Regions from separate parts of the Mus musculus genome. Here region 1 is linked to region 2. Evidence: chromatin loops called from intact Hi-C (ENCODE). Cell type or tissue: heart. All regions are shown on one strand. Links, peaks and the distances in the headings refer to the core of each region. The heading gives the core; the rest is flanking DNA.

Evidence for each region. A loop is a pair of places that touch in the nucleus more often than their neighbours do. Peaks named below come from ENCODE experiments on the same cell type or tissue, not always from the same donor. Only the 100,000 strongest peaks of a DNase experiment are listed, where the experiment ranks them.
Region 1: a loop joins it to region 2, with 2.3 times the contacts of the local background. A loop is called at or near these places in 5 of 42 quality-filtered maps.

The regions. Positions count from the first base shown.
Region 1 is chr2:77,030,533-77,038,434 of GRCm38, reverse strand. Ccdc141 (coiled-coil domain containing 141) reads left to right here. Exons shown (of 24, transcript NM_001025576.3): 18 at 7,728-7,868. Among named protein-coding and RNA genes, the nearest start is that of Gm39862, 36 kb to the left of the region's middle. In heart, for the core only: no CTCF peak of the experiment used is centred there; a DNase peak (open chromatin) is centred at 4,094.
Region 2 is chr2:76,976,807-76,984,708 of GRCm38, reverse strand. It overlaps Ttn (titin), which reads left to right and starts at 2,162. Exons shown (of 313, transcript NM_011652.3): 1 at 2,162-2,371; 2 at 4,514-4,617; 3 at 7,413-7,616. The coding sequence starts at 4,527. In heart, for the core only: a CTCF peak has its summit at 4,279 (motif pointing right); DNase peaks (open chromatin) are centred at 2,088, 2,798 and 4,318; H3K4me3 peaks cover 3,710 bases; H3K27ac peaks cover 3,550 bases.

The DNA of each region.
Region 1 (7,902 bases), core at 1,447-6,446, 54 kb before region 2:
CAGGGGAAAGGAAAGGGTAAGGGGTCCCCCTTGCTCTTTCATCCACACAGACCCAATTTCCCCATGCCTCCATCAATGGTTCCTAGCCATGACACATATTCTACCCTTGTCCTTCACTTCCTGCCCCACGATTAAGATTTGCATTCATGGGTTGTGCTGGCTGTCTAATGCTGAGCATAGTGGTCTTCCACCCATCACTCACTTGTTCTAAGGAAGACACAAGGAAAATGACAATTCCACGTCTGTCTCTATCTTTCTGAGTCCACTGGGAAAGGGGTAAGGGGAAAGGTAGCTAACTAACAACTTTCTTGAATTCTTAGTTTATGCCCCATCTGTGTAATCTACGCCCACCAGGTATGGAGAATCATTAGCTCACGGGTTAAAGAATGGGTAATGGAGCTTTAATGATGGTCTTCACTGGAGATCCCACCCTTCCTGCAGGTCACAGGCAGGTGCAAGAGGGAGCATGCTGGAAAGAGAGTGAGAGGTCAGGAGAAGCTGCTAGGATCCGGTTCAAGAGGAGGGACCATGGAGAAGGTGCTGGCATGGCTTTTACTATAGCAGTGTGCTACAACGCTGCATGCTCTCCACTCTTCTTCTGGTCCGCATTCTGGTGAAACCACAGTGTATTCTGCCCTCTACACAGGGGTGCAGCCTCTTCTGCTTCCCTATGCTACAGTTTACACTTCTGTGAGCTCTGTTTAGTTTTGATTCGAGAATCATCCAGCGTGTCTTGGTTCTCCCGGGGCTATGAAAGATTCATGGCCATTTTCAAAAAAGATCTTTTTCTAAATTTTCTTAGTTCTTTCCTTCCCTTTCATCTTCTTCCTTCTCTTTTTCCGTTGCTTTGCCCAAACATCTCTCCCTTCGGAGATGGCGCAGCTCTGCAACTACAGAGAGAGCATCGGTGAAGCAGGCTGCATGTGTTCCCAGCCCCGCCTCTCTGGGTTTCCATGTCCCTGAAGAGCTGTGGCATTTAAGAAGCTTGGTCCCCCTGCCTAAGGCCTTCCAGAACTTCTATTTACAGGGACAGCCTCATGATGAACTTGCGCTCAGAGCCAGCAGAGATGACATATGACCCTTCCAGTCATAGTAGGGACGCCCCAGGATTGTCTGTACCCCTTCAGGAATGAGCAAGCCATACACGTGGGTTTTGGTTTAGGAATCAGGTATCAGTTAACACACTCATAATTACTAAGAGAAGTATCGTTCTCTATCGCTTCTACTTCTAATCCAATTAATCTTTAGGCTACCCTTTCACACTGAAGGAATTTTGGAAACCTTGAGTCTTTTTTTACTATTTGTTCTTGTGGAGACACAGCAGGCATGTCGAAGTGTGGCATCCATATGCTGGATTTCACAAACACCCAGCTAGTGGCATGATAATCAGAAAGAATATCGTTGACCTTTAGTAAAATAAAATGAAGTTATGTCTTATTCTATGTTGTACCATAGCTGTGAGGAGACTCAGTTGCTATATCCATGGTGACAACATTTGGCATCTATATGTGTTGTTTAGACATGGGTATCTAGAGCATTATAAAATGAAATGAAGCACATTCCTATTTTCCTGGCTCTTGGGAGGCAACGGCAAGGAAGGCAGGAGTTCAAGGCCAGTCTTGGTTACAGAACAAGTTCTTCGAGGTCAGTATGGGCTACATAAGACCTCATCCCCAAACAAATAACAAAAATTGAAATGCTGTGTGTTAAGTAGTTTTCTGATACAAACAAATGAATAATATTTTGCCAAGGAACCAGACCATACTTAACATTTTATTTTTCAAGTTGGTCACAAACCACTGTTTTATTCTCAGTGTGATCAAAGTAGCTCACAAAAGTTCCCAGATACTGAGTTGCGATAGACTTTGGAGAATATCTGGCTTTATGTCTTCATTTTCATTGGAGACCATGAAGATGTGTGTGTGAGGGATTCATCTTAATGCACTAGAAGGCTGCAGAGCTTCTGTCTGTAGTTTTTGGGGCTTTGGGGGCTTGGGGAGTCAACTTTGAGCCAAGATTTACCTGCCAGACATGAACATACTTGGCGTTTGCTTATCGGAATGAACTATTGTCTCAGTACAATCCCAGCCAACCCTTGGCAGTCCTGCTTTCCAATACATCTCTTATAATATGTATGAGTGATCTGTCACAATTGATTTGATTGTTTCCAGAAAATCTTTTCTTTTGACTTTGCTGAAGCTAACTTTGAGTGAACTCTTCACTGGGGCCCTTACAGAAGGACTTTGTACCTCAAGGTGAACGAAAGGAAGCCGCTTGAAATGCCATTTGAAAAATAAGATGTGATTTCCTTTAAAGACACGTAACAGTGCCTTTTGTGTTACATTATCTTTGCATAATTTTATGCATAGGAAGTTTTTGAAAAACTCGTTTTCTTCATGTTTACCCGTGAGAAACACAACTGTCAAACTGCCAGATTTTATGGCATTTTTTTCCCTACCCATTTCATGCAAGGATACATTCGTATGCATAACAGCTCAATAGCACTTTGGATTTTCTTGCTTGGCCATGTGAATATATCATTAACACACAAAATATCCTAGAAATTTCCATGACCATATTATATTACAAAGGAACCTCATTTGTTTATAATCTACCTTTGAGAAGTTAGTATGCTGCTACGTTTCCTTCTTACAAGCTGACCAACAAAAGAATTACCCTTATATTTACATGATGTTAATGGGGATTTATAACTTAAAGGCTCCTATTTTGTGTCACAAACAATTACTTTGCTGGGAAGAATGGGATGACAGAATCAGGCCGCTATCCATTTTCTCAAAATAAGTTTTCCACACAGAAGCTTCCAGACCGTTACACTACCTTACCCGGGAAAATCTCCTCGAGGACAGCAACAGCTTTCCTATCAGAAAGTAAGAAGGAAAGGATTTAGCATATATATTCCATATACCAGGCATGAATCCCCCAAATTCTGTTGCAAATTTGAATGGATTGGTCATCTGAGAGCCAGCCACAGAAACTGGATCAGAAGCAATAGATTATAACTGAGGAGTGATGCTTTTATATAACACGCATAGGTGATAGAATGAAAACCACACTCTACTGTCTGGCACTTTGCCGCGGACAAAATGAGCATGGGTACCATCCACTGCAGGAAAGGGCACAGGAACAATTTACATAGGGAACAGAACACCAGATGGGCATCACTGAGAAAAACACAGACAATGTTCATTTTTCCGATTTGTAACCCAAACTTGTCTTCGAAAAAAAATAGTAAATTGTCTTTATCCAACAAATGTATTTCATGTGGCTACCGAGAGCCATGCTGTAACTCTACAAATGTCTGTAAAACACAGAAGAGTCTTGAGAAACTTAAAACCCACATGGTACTTCAGCGCCCAGCCATCTGCTCAGCAGGCCCTGACCCAGCTGGATTTGGGTAGCATATATAAGTGGACAGGAAAAATTACAATTTGTTCAGAAAATGTTCATCCCAAAGGCTTAAAAATTTAAATCGTAGTGTTTGATGTCTGTAAAATACCATGTAGGATCTTCTGGAAGGTATGGACAGCTCACGTTTAAAATGATAGTTACCCTTTCCCAAAGTAGAACAAACAAAATGTACTAAATTCATTATGAAGATGGTGGACATTCAAGACAATGTTTAATGCTGAGACTGGCTGCAGCTTATAATTCAGAACAGGTCTTTGCTTTATGACTTGTCTCACTTCCTTTTGCTATGTGCCTTGGAGCTAAGGAAGATGTTCTCTGGTTACCAAGTAGAAGAAGACCAAAGAGACTTCTCCAGAAATCTGTCCAACATGGAGACCCAGTGCTCTCCAATAATATTTGCAGAAGCTCATCCGGATTAGATTTTGCATCTTTGGATGTCTTCGTTTAGAATCCAAGCATCTCTGGGTGGTGGTGCATTTCAGCCTTTCATTATGAGTCTCTGAACTTGTGAAGTGGATGCTAGAGAAACAAAACCTGACTGCTCGTTTTGAATTTGGAAGTTCAGCCAGTATGCCACAGTCCTAAAGCAAGGTTTTCTTTGCAAACCCATTGCCTTGGTTTTAAATAGCCCATGTCCCTCACACCAGTTGGCCTTGCCAGTACCAGACTTACACATCAGGCATTCTTGTGAAAGCTGCCTCAGCCAGCTTAGTCAAGGCTAAGAATAGCGAGCCAGCCTAGCCTGTCAGGAGCTCTTAACCTTCTGTTTCTAGAGAAGTTTTCTCATTTCTAGCCCTGAAGAGAGACTTATCACTCACTGGGGAAATTATGAGAGGATACGTTTCAAAAAGAGAGAGCGAGCAGTTTTACAATTTTAGAATTTTTTCTAATTATGGCATGTAAGTTTGGGCTACTTCCTCTGTACAAACACAGAGGAACTGAGCATTACACAGAGGAAAGAATCAACTCACTCACTAAAAAAATATTCTAACATCCATAATACATAAATTTTACTAATTCGAATTATAGCGTTTATAGGTTTCTAGTGAATAAACTATTCCCTTTCCCATGCAGTTGGCGTGTGTGGCTGCTCATATGTACAAGCAGGGCAGTTGTCTGACCCGTCTCCACCATGCCCTATTGTTGACAAGCTTGCTAAAGTTAGAAGCAGCTGTGTGGACAATGATACCCCAGAGCAGTAACCAGAGCACTTAGTTCCTTTAAAACTGGGATACCAACTTACGTGGGGATTAGATTAAGTTTTCCTATTGGAATGTGCGGATAAGAGAAATGTGGTGTGGCTGGATTCGTGGATGCTAGAGGCCCTTCATCCACGCTCCCTTCTACTTGTATGTATAGTGCTCTTGAATTTGCATTAAGAAAGGTACAAGAGATTAGATTTTGACTGGCTTTCCAATGTGACTAAACAAGAATAGTGCCAGCAACTCTGTGGCACAAGCTTATGTGTCAGAATGAAGCTCTCCAGTTTGACATACCCGTAGCACCGCAGGCATTCTTTGGCCTTCTAAATCACCTCTGTGGACATGCATGCATGCTGGGCATGCAGAAATGAAGTCGTTCTTACCAGTTCCTAAGTCTGACGTTTCTTAATCTTCTTAGTAAATTAGAAGCACATGGCTTAGAATGAAAGTGTTAGGGATCCATCTCCCCACCATGCTCGTACAGCATTCAAGTAGATGTTAAGCCTTCCTGGTTGAAAAAGTGAATAAAACCCTTTGGCTATCCAGTTGATGGTAGAACTTCTCTTTCTTCCTCTAGACTGATCAATAATGATGACATGATTCAGTAAATACAGTAAGGTAGAAAGCTGTGTTATCCAGTGTATAATTGTCAGTGTCTGAACACCTTAATTCCTTTTGTAATGGTTATTTTATCTATTACTTTATTGTATTCAGTTTTATTTTGTGTGTGTGTGTGTATGAGAGAGAGAGAGATATATACGTGAGTGCGAGTTTGTGTGTGTGGGCACAGGTGCTGGCATACTACAGTGTGTGTTTGGGAGACAGAGGACAACCTTGGATGCCAGCCCACTCTTCTACCTTGTTTGGAACAGTCTCTTTTGAGCTTCTGGGAATTCTGTCTCTGCTTCCCAGAGACTGTAATCGCAGGATTACAGACTAGGATCACAGACACATGGCGCCATGCTTGGCTTTACGTGGTCCCGGCAGATCTGAACTCTGGCTCTCACATTTGTGCATCAAGCGTATCCCACTGAGCCATTCCCAAACCTTGCTGCCTCCTCCTCCTCCTCCTCTTCCTCCTCCTCTTGCTCTTCCTCCTCTTTCTCCTCCTCCTCCTCCTCACACTCCTCCTCCTCTTCCTGTTTTTTTGGACAAGCTTTCACTATGTAATCTAGATTGTCCTTGAATTTGTTATCCTTCTGTGACATTCGAAGTTCTGGGATCCTAGGCAATCATGCTCACAGCCTAGATAATTTTGTTGTTAATTACGGTAAAGCATTGTGACATTACTCTGAGGATCTTAGCCACTTTTTGTGTGCTGCTCAGAGATATTTAGTACGTACAACTCAGAGTGCAATGCGGTATTCTCCAACAGCCCAAGTTTGTAATCATCTCAAACAAAATACCTATACAGTTAAATAGGAACTTGCCACTGAAGGAGTTTTTAAATAACAATCTCGGGCTGCCTCAGATATGGTATTTACTAATTTATAGTTGTAGATTAAAAACAAGGGATATAAAAAGATTGTACCTCAGTTTTCTATTAATAACTCAGGGTAGTTTCTTTGTACTTCAGTATTATAAATGGTACCACATTTGTCCCTTCGTGCTAGAATTAATACATGTACATTAAAATATCAAGTGTCACAGAATGTAGATATGTATTTAATAGCCATTTCATAAGTATACCAACTTAATAGGACATTTTAAATATTTCCTGGTCTTCTGATATGGAAGTCGTTTTCAAAATCTGAAGTTACAGCCTTTTCCAATCTTTCTGGACATTGTTGACTTATCTGTTAAAATGGTTTATAACGTCTTCATTCTTGGTTCTGTGCATAGTGCAAAATTAATATTCAGCAATGTCATTTTCTATGTAAAAAAAACAATATTGATTGCGTATATGGATATCCTATGCAAAAACTGTATAAGTATAATAATTTCTACATAGACAGGTCTGCCAGAGCCTTGCATGTAGTTTGTTCCAAGAACAGTTAAAGATAAAAATCAATGTTTTATTTTCACACTATGGAAAGTTTGGAGTGAGCATTCTGAGAAAGCGTACATTTTCTGGGGCAGATGTATTTTTCTATATTATGGACCTAAGGTGTAACGTGTGCACAGCTTTTATACACTCTCGGGTAATTTGTTTGCTGTCATTGAAAAGAATTTTAATGCATTTCTAACTTTTCTTTCCATCATTCAGATTTATCAGCCGTGACGTGATTTCTTCTTGTTGTAAAAACTCCCATATAATCTTAGGTTTATGTTTTCTTTGTGCTTCTTTTTGCTGATAATATAAAGTGAGAGCTGTCTAGGAGGGTGCTTACCCTTCATGAATATGTAGAAGCAACAGAAAGCAAAATGTTTAAAAGTACCAGGTTGCTTAGAGTTCTAGTGCGTGGGTAAAGATGAACTGTTTGCAAGACTGTCATACTATGCCCTGCCTACATGAAGCCAGCATTGCCCTCAGTGGCGATGACTCTTGCTTTGGGGTTTTAATTTGTTTGTTTGTATTTTCAGAGTTAATGGTCTACATCTAAAGAGTAAAACTATCTAAATTTTGCTCATGGAAATAACTTCAGCTGGGCAAATAAAATCCCTTTCTCACTAAATTTCATGTACTGTACTAAATATTCTAAGAGTCAGCCCCTCGTTGACCTCTTCATCATGAACAGCTCTTTGGAGTCTTAATAATTTTTTATACATAATGACTATGAGAGAGTACTATGATATGGAAAGATTTGTAACAATACTAGCATGCAGAAAATAGAACGAGTGTGAAAATTATACCAAAGGAATACAAATAAGAACATTTGAGCTAGCAAGAGTTTATGTTCAAGATGTTAGATACTTTCTTGTTTAGCAACCAATGGGATAGTTTGTAACTGTACTCAATTAAAAATCATACATCAGAAATTACTGTCATTGAAAGATGAATGTCCATATAAAGAGTTAGTTTTGACTGAAATTATTTTGAACACATTTTTAAGATTATGAATTTGAAAATGTTTAGATATTTTGATTCACACAAATGAATATTGACTTTCCAATTTTAAGGGGATTATAATTTTATTTTTTTTTATTAAACTGTAGCTCAAAGAGTCATTCAAAGACATAAAAAAGAAATTCAACAATCTGAAGTTTAATTACTCCAAGAAAAATGAGAAATCTCGAAATTTAAAGACTCTTCAGTATCAAATCCAACAAGTGGATACATATGCTGAAAAAATTCAGGTAATGAGAAAGTTGTGTGTATGCAAGCATGTGC
Region 2 (7,902 bases), core at 1,274-6,273:
TTCCAAAACTAAGCAGGCATTATATTTGAATTAGCAGCTGTTTGGGATTATCTGTGTGACTCCCCAGTCAGCATACTAAATGGAGCTCTTACAGCATCAGCAGACTCCTCTGTCTGAGAAGTGGCTCATTTCCAATAGGCTGGCTTGCTATGCTCCAACTATGCCCAACTTAATGAAAAAGCTAATGCTTACTGTGGTGCGGTACCCAGTCTGATACCGTTTATACATCAGTCGCCTCTTTTCATAGCAGTGAGTGCTGGCTGATTCCCTTTTCCTTCCTTATCCCCCCTCTCTCCTCCTTAACTCAGAGCGTTCTACAAACGTGAGCACCCAAAGGCTGGGATCTCAATAATACTGAAAAGTCTAGAAAGTTCAAGGACAGCGAACAGACAGGCAGCTCGGGAGGAGACACATAGGACTTCATGTTTGCAGTATATGGTGTATTTTCATAGCTTATCTGCTCTCTGAATTGTGTTGGGCTCAACTCAATGGAACACAAGCTCCAGGTCTCTATTCAGTTGTTAGCTAAAGTTTCCAGAGCTAAAATGGCTTCACTTGCCCCCGATAAACATGACATGACACTGACATACTCTAGATTAGAAACATGTATGCTACACACACACACACACACACACACACACACACACACACACGAGAGAGAGAGAGAGAGAGAGAGAGAGAGAGATGCACAAATGAATTTTAAATAAATAGCAAATTATTGAGCACCCCGAACAAGAAGTTCACTTATTGTCTATTATGACTGACAAGTTCCCTTAACAGGAGTCTCTGGTTGGGAGTCACTGTCAAGATACACAACATGAAACTGGCCATTTGGGAAGAAAGGGATGAAACTGAGTGATAGCAGACACCGGCTGGTGGGGGTTGGGCATGGCGGCTCCAGCCAGACAGCAGCACTTAGGTAAAGGAGATAGCTGTTTAAATAAGGACACGGTGGTGTCAGCTTCTTATCAGAGCTTCACGGAGCCAGTTGCTGGTAAATTGAAGCTGTTAAATGTTAATGAACTATCACTATATAGGTAGCCAGGAGACTGAAAAGGCTCAAAAAGTTCAAAGTCTACTGCAAGGCCAATTTATCCCACAACAGGGAACATTTTTATTACAAACATAAGGAAATTTGTTTTAAAATTTAATTTTTTAAAGTCTGTTTTATTGATAGAAGTGTCTTTCCTTTATCAATGAGTCAATTTTCTTTGCTCTGAGCAGAATTTTACAAATCCCTGGGTTGAGCCACAACAAAGGCCATTTGATATGATCTTTTGTATTTGAACTATCTCTGGCTTAAAATTAAATTCACTCCTAAAATAGTAAGTATATCATGCCCTAAACACTTCCCATTAGTGACAGCAAGCTGCAGAGATTAGAAGCACACCCTGTACTAATCTTACACCAAGTAAAAGAACCCTATGGCTGGTTTAAACTCAGACTTCACCACTCAGCAAGGCAGCCCATGGGTATTGGTAAATACTACTGGCAGGCAAAAATGAACTCTAACCAGAGCAGACATTGTCCCACACAGACTATACCGAAGCCTTAAGCAGACTTTGCCTTTGGGTGTTATTTCCTGCAAGGCTGGGGTACACATAACTCACTGACATTGGCATAGCTATTCTATAGAACAAACAGGACAAATGGATTCTCTTCAAATGCTACGTTTATCGAAACTGAGTCTTCAGAGAAGATGAAACCTATGTGTGATATAAATTACTTCATCAGCTGTCATGATTGACAGGCCCATTTGGTTGGGTTTAGAGGGTAGGGAACAGAAGTGGAGCCTGACTCACAGGGCACGGGGCTCAAGTTCAGGATTGTTTTAGATCTACAAATGTCCACAAGTTTTATCCTTTGTCACATTCTGGCCTCCGTTCCACCTGGGTAGAGTTTTCACGTTTGCAGCAACCACTCTTGTCTCTGAGTCCCAGTGAGGTCGATTTTAAAATACAATTCTATTTCCTCGGTAAAGCCTCTTCTGAAAGGCTAAATTTAGCACTGCCAATCAGAGGAACAGGTGGTCTGTGATACTCCCAAATAGGTCCTCTCCCATCATGCCTTCCTAACAGAGCCAATCACAGAGCCGGGCTGTAAGGATGTTGGGCTGTCAGCAGATCTGGGGAATATAAGGGCCGGCCAGCCCCTGGCTCTGGAGCAGTCGCGCATTCCCACCTCGCCTCGGGTGTAGGGATTGCATAGGAAACAAAACCACACAGTCAAGACTGTGTGGTTTTGTTTGGAGGGTTAGAGGCTCACCGATTCATGTCGGAGATGGTTGGAAAAACCAACTCTACGTAGGACGTCGTTTCAGAAGCAAACTTGGGCTTGGTCCCACCCTTTTTGGGCACTCCTGAGAAATCAGGTGAGTGAGAACCAGCTTGTTTGATCCCTGGAGCTCTTTCTGATTGGTTACTATTGGATGCTCTGAACAATGAATGCCTTCTGTTAAAGGTTTCATCTTGCTGACCTACAGTGTGAATCTGTGTTTTAAATTTGGTTTTGAAATGTACATTTTCCAGAGAGAAAGAAAGGGAAAGAAAAGAAAAGAAGAAAAGAAAAAAGAAAAGAATCAAGTGCTGAAGCGATAGTCAACCATTCTGATTTTTAAAATGTATGGGATGTCCTAGAACCAGGAGTCTGAAATGGGGACATGAATGTTTGCTTCCTTAGTAAACGTGTCTGCTGAGAATGTACAAGGTTATGTGACCCGTTGATAAAGCAAGGCAGACCAAGAATAGCTCAGAGAAAACCCATGTGGCATCAGCTGCACCCAATGACTTTTTAAGGGAATCCACTGCTGAGGTATCTGTTGCGGACGGTGGCAGAACACTTGTCTGCTGTCAGTCAAGCTGGACGGTTTATTTTGGGAGTGTGACATTTCAGATGCATGCCTTCAGCCTTAGGCCTCTGAGAAACAAGTGCTCACAGAAACAAATTTAGTCTTCCTAGACAATAAGAATATCAAACCCAGCTAGGCCACTTAATTCTCAACATTTTATAAGTTTGAATGAAGCTATAGAATTGCTTTCTAGAAGATTCCAGATCTCATTATGCATTTTAATTTAACCCACAATCCAATTATATGGTGTGAGATAATGTTAATGCTAAAAAGGGTAAGAAATAAAGGATTCTTAATTTCTAAATACACTTTGATTCCCTATCTTCCTGGGATTAGATTACAAATTGTAAATGCCCATTATTAGATAAATACTTAATTATACATGGTTTATCTAAGGAGATAGCTAATTTTTTTTGAAGATACACTGGCTTACAGACAGGAAAAATTAGGCATAAAATGTGTTCATCTGAAAGATAATGTGAAAGAAGCAAGAGTTTCTGAGAAATGTTTCCTGAAAACTTTTGGATAACATCTGGATTTTTATGGGGTATGAATTTTGTCTCAAAAAAAATTGAGTTATAGGACTAAGAAGAGTATTGCACTGTAACATTTAGTGAACAAAGAATGTTGTGAAAGATAAAAATGAGGCAATTGACAATTCAGAGCCTGCCCTTTAATGTCAGAACACTGGTTTGCTTCAAGGTGACTACTTAGTTATTTATGCATAAGAATTTTCTTACATAATCTCCAAAAATGGTAGATGAAATACTTTCTTTCACTTACAAAGGGAATTAACTGCAAATTTCACTCTTTTTTTTTTTTTTTGGTTATTGTTGAATATTTCACATAATAAAGCACAGATCTTTTTATTCCCCTGAATAATTCCCACAGCCTTCTGTGATTCAGTCCACACACAGCTCCATCCATGTGAAGAAATCAAGGCAGCATTTTTCTTTCAGACCTATAATAAATTTCGGCCCATTACATATTCTTCGTGAATATTACTTCAGCAGCATTAATTGTGCCATTGCATACAATACACAGGAATGTTAGGATGTGGGAAGCTCCTTATGCTGTCGGAAAGAGGGGGAAAAGCTTGCTTGATGATGAGAAAACATTTGCCAACCCTTTTCAAGTCGGCGAACCGCTTGCAAAGTTCAGGTTTTTCATTTGGGCGGTGATTTTAAGTGAGGGGACAGAGCCTTAAGCAAGGTCACCTTATGAAAAGCTGACACTGTGAGTGAGAACTGCTGGAGAGGGAACTGTTGTTTATGTCACTGTCTCTTCCATGCTGTGTTGATATAAAGGTTCATTTGTCACATCATGTCTCTGAAATCCATTGGCTGCTCCTATGTTGTAGCTTGGTTTTCCCTTTCAGTCTGGCCCAACGTGAATATTCCTTGTTGGTACAACTGAATATTCCCACTTTGACCACTAGGGGGCATTCCTTGCTCTGCTTGGCCAACTCCCCCACCTACCCCCGCCCATTTCCCTTAAATTAGCTCAAAGGTCAACTGCATAAGCACCAGGAGAAGGCTTCCTACGTGGCTCTAGGGCTACATACTAGACTAATCCGTTTGGAGAAATACATGTCTGTCTCCACCAAGAAGACGCTGAGGGGCCCTGAGCGTCAATATTCTTACTGGTTTTCCTTTTTCTTTCCAGAGTGCCTGAAAAGATGACTACTCAAGCACCGATGTTTACGCAGCCGTTACAAAGCGTTGTGGTACTGGAGGGTAGTACCGCAACCTTTGAGGCTCACGTTAGTGGTAAGCTCACATGCAGGCTTTCTCTTCTGTTCCACCTGCCTCCTCCAATACAGAAACCTTATTTTTTTGTCTTGAAACCAAGTTTAAACACTGCTTCTACTATGTAAAATTGGCACAGCACTGTGGAAAGGTCATTTTAAGGGCACACTGTTCACAGGATGCTGACAATATAATGACTTAAAAATATTTTGAAAATGTTTTATTCATATTTATAATTCTACAAAGCAAAAATAATTAGCATCAGGTTAAAATTTGCTGTCAGAATCCAGCGACTAAGAAGGATCAAATTTGGTCATTCTATATTTGGGTTCAGGGGTAGAACTAGTCTGACAGACTGGAACCCTAGTGCTGTGGGATTCAGTGACAGCTTCTTGTAATCTGTGCACCTCAATTTTTTTATATATGTAAAATATGTATTTTATATATCATATATTATTACATATACTAATATATAAATTAACATTACATAATTTAATATATTAATATACTGTATTAAATTTACACTATATTATAGATACATGTAAATATATCATCCCAACTTTCCATAGACACAGACACAGTAACTACTCATTATAGTTATTTTATTGGTTTTTTTAACCTTTTGTTTTAAATTAAGTATTTCCTCATTTACATTTCCAATGCTATCCCAAAAGTCCCCCATACCCTCCCCCCCACTCCCCTACCCACCCACTCCCACTTTTTGGCCCTGGCATTTCCCCTGTACTGGGGCATATAAAATTTGCGTGTCCAATGGGCCTCTCTTTCCAGTAATGGCCGACTAGGCCATCTTTTGATACATATGCAGCTAGAGTCAAGAGCTCAGGGGTACTGGTTAGTTCATAATGTTGTTCCACCTATAGGGTTGCAGATCCCTTTAGCTCCTTGGGTACTTTCTCTAGCTCCTCCATTGGGGGCCCTGTGATCCATCCAATAGCTAACTGTGAGCATCCACTTCTGTGTTTGCTAGGCCCTGGCATAGTCCCACAAGAGAGAGCTCTATCTGGGTCCTTTCAGCAAAATCTTGCTAGTGTATGCAATGGTGTCAGTGTTTGGAGGCTGATTATAGGATGTATCCCCAGATATGGCGGTCTCTGGATGGTCCATCCTTTCGTCACAGCTCCAAACTTTGTCTCTGTAACTCCTTCCATGGGTGTTTTGTTCCCAATTCTAAGAAGGGACAATTTTTTAACCTTTATTAAATTATTCTATTGTATTAAAGAATTCCCTTTTGTAATGAATGGTAACACATCATACCATTTCTCCTTTTAGTCTTTATATTCAAAGGGTACAAATATTTTTCCCTATTTATTTAAAAAGAATTTCATCCATTTCTTTTTTTCTTCATCCCTTGGTTTAGGGGTGAGTCTAGACCTTGCATGATGTATAACAAGGAAGCCTTGCCTATAAACTATACTGTAAATAATTTCAATTTGATTCAGTCAGTCGTCTTCTATAATACCATACTGGTCATGTAAGTTTATATGGATTAACTGATAGCCATGATTAGCTCATGATTCAATGTATCACTGCAGTGAACACATTTTCTCTCTCTTTTTAAATGTGTGCTTGTAATAAAGATATTAACTAAAGTTTTCTTTCCATTTCCTTTCTCTGTATTATGTGTGAATCTTACATGCTGCATAACACTTTGCACGAACATCATGACGTCACTCATCACTCACTTGCTATTGATGGAAGTCAGTTCCATTTTCCTCTTGCATGATGAACTCTGACTCCCAAATGATTAACTTATTTTTCTTCAAATCCTCTGTAACTTCTAAACGGAGCAGAACACACATGGTGTCTGCGGGGATTTTCACCTTTGTGTTAGTCGTGAGCTATCATATTCACAGCCTTGATTCCTTCTAATTCTGTGCCTTCAAGTTCTTAGAAATACGTCACAGATGACATTTGACACTCTCAAATTAGTCTAATAAACTTCACTCTCCCATAACGGGAGGTCAACTTATATAAGGACAACACAGAAACATGCTAATATCATCACCTCCTGTCTCAAGGACAGCAGTCACAAGCATTTATGTCAGATGCAAAGTAAACCTTCCCTGAAGTCGCCTTCCCGATTCTGAACACATTTAGATTTTAATAAAACATGAAACCACTGATACGGTTCTTAGCAGTGGGTGAAGAGAACCTGGCTTTCCTCTCCCTGCTCTGACTTTACGCCTTGTTCTGAATGGCTGGGTTTGGCTCTGGAGTTAGCATGAGGAACAGCCTGTCCCTGTGAGGGAAATTGTGCTGCAGTGACATTTGCAGGGACATGCTGGACAGTGTCCCTGAAACAGCAGAGGAGGGGCTCAAGCGTGCCCTCCTGAGGCAGAGCTGTAAGATGGCCTTGCTGCCTCTTGCCTTCAGAGATGACAACTGTCACTATCTCCTTCAAAGTTTCTGCAGCTCTCCACGTTTAGGGCTCCCTCTCATTATTTTAATGATGTCTACTAAACTAAATCAGATAGAGCACTGACCAGAGGGTAGAAGATGACAGTTCTACCCAAAGTTGTACCACTGATAGCCAAGAGACCTTGGAAATATGATGACACTCCAATGCACCTCAAACTTCCAATCTATAAAACGAAGGGGCACAAATGGCCCCTGTGTAAACTGCCACAAATGCCTCACAGTTTTACATGTCTATCACATGACTGTCATGGTGTCACTATCACTATATGGGGCTCCACTATGGCTAGTTGCCAGACTGGTGCAAGGGTTTGACGAGAGAGAACAGAGGACTGGACCATGCCCACTCCAACATAAAGATGACTTTGCTTGCCTTGCAGGTTCCCCAGTTCCTGAGGTGAGCTGGTTTCGGGATGGCCAGGTGATTTCAACTTCCACTCTGCCCGGCGTGCAGATCTCCTTTAGCGATGGCCGCGCTAGATTGATGATCCCCGCCGTGACTAAAGCCAACAGTGGACGATACTCCCTGAGAGCCACCAATGGATCTGGACAAGCGACTAGTACTGCTGAGCTTCTTGTGACAGGTTAGTTGTTGGGGACTAGCCTATCAGCTGGGCCAGAGGGACAGAAGTCCAGATAGAGCTGTACGCACGCACAAGGGAGGCAGCTCCTAAGCTGATGAAGGAGCCATAGGATGAACGATTACCATTGTGTGGGTTGTACAATTCCATCCTGATCACCATTGTGTGGGTTGTACAATTCCATCCTCTTTGAAGATGAAGCATAAACCATCTCAGAAGCAGGGTCTCTGTACATATCACATACTCAAAGCATCTTGAATAAATGCTAAAAATCATGTTCCTCTAGTGG